3 separate regions of the Homo sapiens genome follow, and regions 1 and 2 are each linked to region 3. A link is a loop called in an ENCODE intact Hi-C map of the cell type or tissue named here. Cell type or tissue: gastrocnemius medialis. All regions are shown on one strand.

Region 1 (2,500 bases), 110 kb before region 3:
GGTGCTATGCTGACTCCTTTACAGGTCTCTTTCTTCAGGTACCCACTCCCCCACACTATAGACTGCCTATCCACACAGGGGCTGCCACCCAGGAACCAGCATGGACCTGCTGTCCCCTAGAACCGGCATGTGATCCCAAACTACCACAAACATTCATGGCAGTCCCAGCTGGATTTCCAGGTTGCAAGTCACTGTTCTTTTCTTGTTGACTGCTGATTCTGGAGAATTATTTCAAAAAATCTGCCAGCAACACCCCTGGACCCAGAGCTACCTTTATACATTTTCAACAGTATATGTCACCTTTACCGCTATGAAATGTTTTCTAAAGAGAGAAAAAAAGTTAAGCCAATCACTATCGTCTTTTTCATTCTAAAATGGAAGCCATAAAAACCAATCATATGCAATCTCAGTTTTGTTTTAGGCTGCAAAGTTTAACATCCTTGAAATATCAACTCAAACTCTTGGATCAACTGAAGTAAAGTTTTCAGAGCCAACTAACTTTATAAGAATAAGGACAGTCTTACAAAAGAAGCTATCCAGATGCCTCATTGGTGACTGCTTGAATGAATATTTGGTAAATTCAAAAGTATCTTTTTGTTATCTAAGCATAAAAGTTAGACTTAGTTCAATTTGTGTGTATTTCCCTACACGTGACTATCATTGTGGCAAGCTACCCTAATCCATATTTCCATTTTAAAAAATGTTTTAGTTTTTGAAACATGCCCAGGAGCACATTGTTTTCAGCTTATTACCAGAATAAGTTCAACCAGAATAGTTTCAACTTTAGTGAAAACTAAAAACAGTTCAAGCACCCGAGTGCCAATTCTAAGACCTCTGACACTCTTTCCTGATGGCCACCACCAGACTTTGGCTGAGTCATGGCCAAATTTAACCTCACCATTTGTCTTCTGGGTAAGAGAGGGTGGGGGTGAAAGAGACAGTGATAAACATAAAAAATCCAGCACTACTGAGGAGTCAACAGCTGAAATGAAAAACTAACAAGAGATGTCTCCATTTACTATTTACACTCCTCAGATCATAAGCCTTCCTACTTATTATCCTGCACTGCCACCAGACAGTCCCCCATGGTCAGAAAGCCACCAGAATGGGCAAGGAATGTATCAACCATCTAAGTGAATCACAGATAAGCTAAAAGAAACTGGCCAAAAACTAGCAGTACCACCTGACCCCTCTCCTAGAAGATGGTTCTGACTTTAGGCAAACACTGCTCTTAAAAAATCCTATAATAAGGGAGTGAGAAATACTTAACATCAAATTTCTACCCAGTGTCATCTAAGGGCTGGTTGTTAAACCAGCTGTCCCGAGCCAACAAGGGCTAGCCATATGCAAAACTACTAGCTTATATAAGATCCTCATATCTCACAGTCACCTCCCGAGGCAGCACACAGACACTGGTGCATCACCAGGTGTGGGCAGGCTGGCACTTAGAAGTTCTTCAATCACACCAGAAGGGGTGCTACAGTGTCAGGTGGCAAGTGAGAGAGGAGACTGCAGATTGGCTCAGATGGAATGATTCATTTCCTGGGTGTTCACAGCTGGTTTATGACTCCAAGGTTGTAAGTTTTGGCCCACATGACATCTGACTGTATCTGATGGCCACAGACTATACCCTCAACTGTAGCTCATCTGCTAACAAGTGTACACCATCAATTAATTCAACAGTGACATGTGCCTGGCGCTGTCACAGAGGCCCGAGAGAGTGTGGACGGATCAGTATGAATCCAGTACAACTGTAAGGAATGCCCAGGGCACACTTCCTCCCTTTCCAGGCTCCGCATTCCAAGAGAAGCTCAGCTTCATAAAACACTGAGTCCAAGAGGAGACAGAAAAGTTAATCAAGTGTAACTTAGCAGGGTAGCCGGTTGGGAGGCATCAGATGCCTCCGGAAGTCATGGAAGCCAATACAGTATCTTCCTCAAGGAAGTGGCAAAGCTTTTCTCAGTCCTACTTTAGGTCTGCCCAGTAGACCATGCTCCAGAGCTAGCGCTCCTCAGCAGGCTAGCTCCCTGACTCAAGGATCTACTCTTCTTGATATGGAAAGAAGGATAAAAGAGAGCGCACTTCCTTCCCTTCAGCTGTGTTCCTCCCTGGCCACATGTGGCCACATGAGACAATGCTGGCCCAAGGAATCCCTCCAGTCTCTGAGGTCTGTCAGACACACTAACTCACTATTTATAGATGCCCCATTCACCCACTACTTAGGCACTTAAAAGAGCATGGGTTAGTCCCAACCCAGTGTCAGCACAGATGCAGGTTTGCTTTCTGCATTTGCTCTTACAGTAAACCTAAAAATTACAAGTAACAAGTTGCTACAGGGTTCCTATTGAATATCAGCATTCTTTCCTTCCATGGTTTATATAAATTCATGAAAACATGTGTGAAGCATCTGCCTTTTTATTTAAACAGAAAGCAAGAGCTCAGACTGCTGTGCTGTGGCATTTTATGTACAAACCCAACAGCTAAACTGGGAGCTCCATCC
Region 2 (2,500 bases), 350 kb before region 3:
TTATCATTCCAAGTTTTATCAACATCTAACACATGAATATACTTGTTGGGGAAGAAATGGAAAACTCCAAGCTCATGACAATGTCCACTTGCATTTCCAAAGTGGGCCGAGGTGCCTGAAGGGTGTTTTAGTTGGCCTGATTATCCCAGGACTTCAGTGAAGTAGTCTTGTTTCCAAATCAAGGGAATGAAGTTCTAGAACTTCCTAGTATTGTACAGGGCTCAGGCACAATGTTTATTAGTCAGGGGTATGATCACAGAAGACGCGCATCCTCATTGCAGAAATGTAACCATTATTGATAATATAGTTCCTTTTTGGTTTTAATAATATATGTATATATAAAACATACCAACCATAAATCTTACAAATTCTACTAAAGTATATATACCTCAGTAAAAATAATCACACATCTTAATGGGCAAAAAATACTTGCATAGGTGAAATTAGATTATGGGTGATATCCAAAGAATTCAGTTGTCAAATATGACAAAGAAAAAATTCAAACTATATAAAAATGTCTATTATCATAAGTGCAACTGATGTAATATTCTTGGGCGATGGTGCACAAGTATGATTTGGAGTTAGAAGATCCTCTTATTTCTTTTTTTTTTTCCCCCACTTACAAAACATAAGTAAAGTGGTAATACAGCCAGGTCCAGTGGCTTCCTGGTCTTAATAAAACTGCACATCTGATATGTCAAATGATTCATCATATGTTTTTTCAGAGCCACACAAGGTGACAGTGAAAAAGACAAGCAAATGTAAAGGAGGTGATAGACTCTTAGAAGCTACCGTACTCGCTCGTGGATAGAGTGATGGTAAAGAAAACCAAGTTCCTACAGCAACAGCGTACTGTAAGAAGGAAAGGAACTTAGGAGAGTCATCCCACCACTGCTGTTCCCCAGTGACCCCATCCCAATGCCAGGCTCTCTGAGGGATTTAACTCCAGAGCCTTCTTCAAGCCAAGGACTGCTGAGTCCACACCTCCCCAGGGCCTCTGGAACATCTCCCTGGATGTCAGACAGGCTCCTTGGACCACCCATGCCCCATGCTGGAAGTCTCCACCCAATTTGCTTTTCTTCCAGTATCGTCCCAGTTCCTTGTTTCTAACATCCATACACTCGTGCAAGCCTGAACCTCTACTCATTTTGCGTCTCCTCTTACCCTCCAGGCGGCAGCCAACTCTGCCAAACCTGCTGCTCCTGGCAAGTCCCACAGCCAGTGCCATGTTGGGCACGGTCATCTCTCTTGGACTCTGACACTGCCTCGCGGCAGCCCTTGTTCCTGCAGCCTCACCCCAGTGGCTTGTTCTATGCTACTAACAAATTAGAATTGGTTGCCTCCTGCCTCCTGTCTCCTGTTTCCAAACTTGAACAGCTCCAGTGGTCTCAGGATAAAGTCCAGCCTCTTCCCCAGGATGTTCAAGGCACTCTGGGATCCAAGTCTTTTTTGTTTTTGTTTTGTTTTTGAGACAGAGTCTCACGGTCACCCAGGCTGGAGTGCAATGGCACAATCTCGGCTCACTGCAACTTCCACCTCCCAGGTTCAAGTGATTCTCCTGCCTCAGCCTCCTGAGTAGCTGGGATAACAGGCGTGCACCACCACACTCGGCTAAGTTTTGTATTTTTAGTAGAGACGGGGGTTCACCATGTTGGTTGGGCTGGTCTCAAACTCCTGACCTCGTGATCTGCCCACCTCGGCCTCCCAAAGTGTTGGGATTACAGGTGTGAGCCACCGCGCCCAGGCTCTGGGATCCAATTCTACCATTCCTGGTTTAACTGCCCACCCTCCTTATCCCCAGGGGCACTTCAGCCAGTCCAGGCAGAGAAGGAGACACAGACAGGAGTCCTTCAGGATCCTGGATCTTCTAGCCCAAACCTGGACCTGGGATTCCAGTGGCAGAAAAGCGGGCAGAGGTTGGGGCTTCCCTTTCAGAACCTGGGAAGAACATCCAAGCCCAGGGCTTTGGTAATCTTGTGGGCCACATGGACCCCTGTCTGTATAACTTTATAACTTCACAGACCTCCAAAGTGTTCCCAAGCAGTGAGCAGCTAAGTCACCCCATCCTTCCATCAGTGTTTACTGTGGCTCTACTATTGCCAGGCCCCAGGCACTGTAGGGAACACACCAATGAACAGAGCCTGGTTCTAGTCCCTGAGGAGCTGGCAGCTTGGCAGGTGCAAGATGTGCAACGTCGTATCAGTCTGACTCCAATATTACTCACTTTGGCCCCAAATCTTACATCCCATTTGACAAGGGTCATCTGTATGGTGACCTTTTCAGGACTACAGGTAACTTCAGCTAATCCCAACAGGAGGTGCCCTAGGGTAAAGGACAGAACTACAGACAGGTAATGGTGTCTTCGGGGTAATCAAATGGTTACCTTATTATCAAGACCTAACTTAGCCCAAGTGTGCTCAGCCCAGGACCACACTGGACTGTGGAATCTGAGAGCTTGACACCGTAGGATCTACATGCCATCTTAGAAGTTAACAGTGAC
Region 3 (2,500 bases):
GTGACTCCCCATCCATCCATCTCCTTTCTTCTTTGCCCCAATTCTCTTTCTGTCATCTTTTCTGTAATTATTTTCTTCCTGTCTGTCTTTCCTCTTCCTTTCCTTTTCTGTCATGTTTCTATTACATGAAATGAAAATAATTTTTTATTCAGTTTGTGGTCATTGACAACAGCCTCTGCTCCCCAGTCAACCCCATATATTAGCTTAGCCCCGGGCCCACTGCTGCAGGCCACATCCCTCCAGGGGGCTATCTTCACCCACCCAGAGCCTTGGAGCCTGATCCTGACTCCCATATCCTACCTGTGTCTCACCTGTACCAGGTGCCCTTTACCTCCCTTTCACCAACTGAAACCCCACCCTCCTTCTCCACGAGGCTTTCCAGGCCATGCAGTCCACGTGGATTTTTCCCAAGTTGACATTTCTTTTTTTTTTCTTTTCTTTTTTTTTTTTTTGAGATGGAGTCTCACTCCTGTTGCTCAGGCTGGAGTGCAGTGGCACGATCTCGGTTCACTGCAACCTCCACCTCCCAGGTTCAAGCAATTCTCCTGCCTCAGCCTCCTGAGTAATTGGAATTACGGGCACCCACCACCATGCCTGGCTAATTTTTGTACTTTTTAGTAGAGATGGGGTTTCGCCATGTTGGCCAGGCTGGTCCCAAACTCCTGACCTCAGGTGATCCACCCACCTCAACCTCCTGAAGTGGTGGGATTACAGGTATAAGCCACTGCACCCGGCCCCAAGTTGATATTTCTATAGCCCCACAGGCCTATGTCACACTTTGACATGAGTCATATGCTGCCTTCAGTTGTTACTTCACTTTGCATTATGTTTATGCCTTACTTCCCCAGCCCATCATCATAATAAAGGATATCATTTTCACATTCCTGGGATCAGTAGCATTGATAGAAATAAAGCTTACCACATAGCCAAGCTCTACTCCCCAGCCTGTGTAAAACTAAGCACCAACTTGTTCCATTTAATGTCATGTCAACTCAGCTTACATTTTTCTCTGACTGTGTTCACTCTGCACACTTCTTTGGGTGTCAACACACATCCTTCAGGTTTATCTCTGACAGATGGAGACAGGGAGCCAGGCGGAACAACAGAAGCCATGTGCTGAGTTCATTTTTTCACCCTGTGAGGGGTGATTACAGTGCATTGGTCATGAACCAACTGATTTTCATTTTCTCACCTTTGAGACGGAGGCCCAAATGCCCCACTTGCCCTCTTTCAGGGTCATGAGAGGATCAGCCAGGCTAACCTATGTCCCAGTGCCTAGTAAACTGCACAGACATGCTGTGGTTCTAGTACTGGCGTATTCTGTAATGAATCACTGTCCACAAAAATGCACTCAGTTCTGGGAACAAAAAACCACTCGTATCCTTGACTATTGTTCTGGACAGGACTGCCCAACAGCTCTCCTTTCCCTGCTCCCAGGCACATGGTGCTGCTGAGGTTGGATGGAGGAGCAGCAGGAAGACTGGATAACCTCTCTCACTTCCGGGCACTGGCAGCTCAGACACTAGCCGCTCCCGGACTGCCGGTGTCTGGTGATTCACAGAAGCTGCGGTCAGGAGCCTGCCTGAGTCCTCCTGCAGCCTGAAGCTATGATCTGATATGGGAATGAGTAACAGATCCCTCCAAGGTGAGCACCATCACCTGAAATAAAATCTCCTACGCAGAGCCTCCACGGTTGGCAAAAGGCAGAATCTCCGTGTTTGGCAAGAAGGGCAGTTGGACTCTGCAGCCACCACTCCTTTCTCCCCAGGTCTACCTTCCTCTTGGAATTTCCCATTAATCAGAGCTGCTGCAGCCACTGTGGCCACACTTGCCTCAGGGACCCTCCCCCTCACACAAGCTCACAACGCTCTTCCCCTCGGCTCAGCATGGGCAGGAACGGAAAACAAGGCTTAGGAACAGTACAAGTGAGAGCACCTGGCTCACAAGCTGGTACTTCCCCATCGTGAACTGCAGGCCTTAAGTCTGGCCTGGTCTCCCTCCATAAGAGAAGACCCCAATACCCACCCCACCCACGAGAGCCCCCAGGCATGCCCACACCATCCAGGACAGCATGCCTTCTCTTGCCAACATGGGGCTTCCTTGCAAGCTGTACTTTCCTGCTGGAGGATCTAGCAGGGACTCAGTAGGGAGGCCAGAAACAAGTTTTTGATACATTGAAGAGTTGGTTCTACCACACTCACCTACAGTGTGGGGGAGGAGTTATAACATCCACAAATCATGGCGACAGTTTAGGGATCTGAAGGCTAAGGCTCCACCCTACAGACACTTTCCTATTGCTGCAATCATCATGTATATTAACATATGTTGCACTTTTTCCATTTAACATTCTTGCAAATATTCAAAAAAATATTTGTTGGGGCTTACTATGTAACAGACCCTGTCCTAGGAACTCTGAAATGAAAGGTAAGTTAATGTGCTTCCTGCTACTGGGGCTTTACATCTGGTGGAGGGACGCAGCCACAGGATGAAGTGAGACCCA

What was found. Hi-C counts contacts between places; a loop is a spot of excess contacts. Peaks named below come from ENCODE experiments on the same cell type or tissue, not always from the same donor. Only the 100,000 strongest peaks of a DNase experiment are listed, where the experiment ranks them.
Region 1: it touches region 3 in a loop (4-fold over the local background); 21 of 110 quality-filtered maps call a loop at or near these places.
Region 2: a loop joins it to region 3, with 2.5 times the contacts of the local background. A loop is called at or near these places in 9 of 110 quality-filtered maps.

The regions. Positions count from the first base shown.
Region 1 is chr18:36,419,394-36,421,893 of GRCh38, reverse strand. All of the region lies in intron 3 of FHOD3 (formin homology 2 domain containing 3), which reads right to left. Among named protein-coding and RNA genes, the nearest start is that of FHOD3, 120 kb to the right of the region's middle. In gastrocnemius medialis, a CTCF peak has its summit at 1,461; DNase peaks (open chromatin) are centred at 857, 1,503 and 2,143; H3K27ac peaks cover 1,932 bases.
Region 2 is chr18:36,659,235-36,661,734 of GRCh38, reverse strand. The region is part of intron 14 of FHOD3 (formin homology 2 domain containing 3); the gene reads right to left. LOC105372071 (a long non-coding RNA gene) reads left to right here. Exons shown (of 3, transcript NR_132982.1): 2 at 726-818; 3 at 1,172-1,346. Among named protein-coding and RNA genes, the nearest start is that of TPGS2, 170 kb to the left of the region's middle. In gastrocnemius medialis, no CTCF peak of the experiment used is centred here; a DNase peak (open chromatin) is centred at 1,224; H3K27ac peaks cover 1,135 bases.
Region 3 is chr18:36,308,640-36,311,139 of GRCh38, reverse strand. All of the region lies in intron 1 of FHOD3 (formin homology 2 domain containing 3), which reads right to left. Among named protein-coding and RNA genes, the nearest start is that of FHOD3, 12 kb to the right of the region's middle. In gastrocnemius medialis, no CTCF peak of the experiment used is centred here; a DNase peak (open chromatin) is centred at 1,559; H3K27ac peaks cover 352 bases.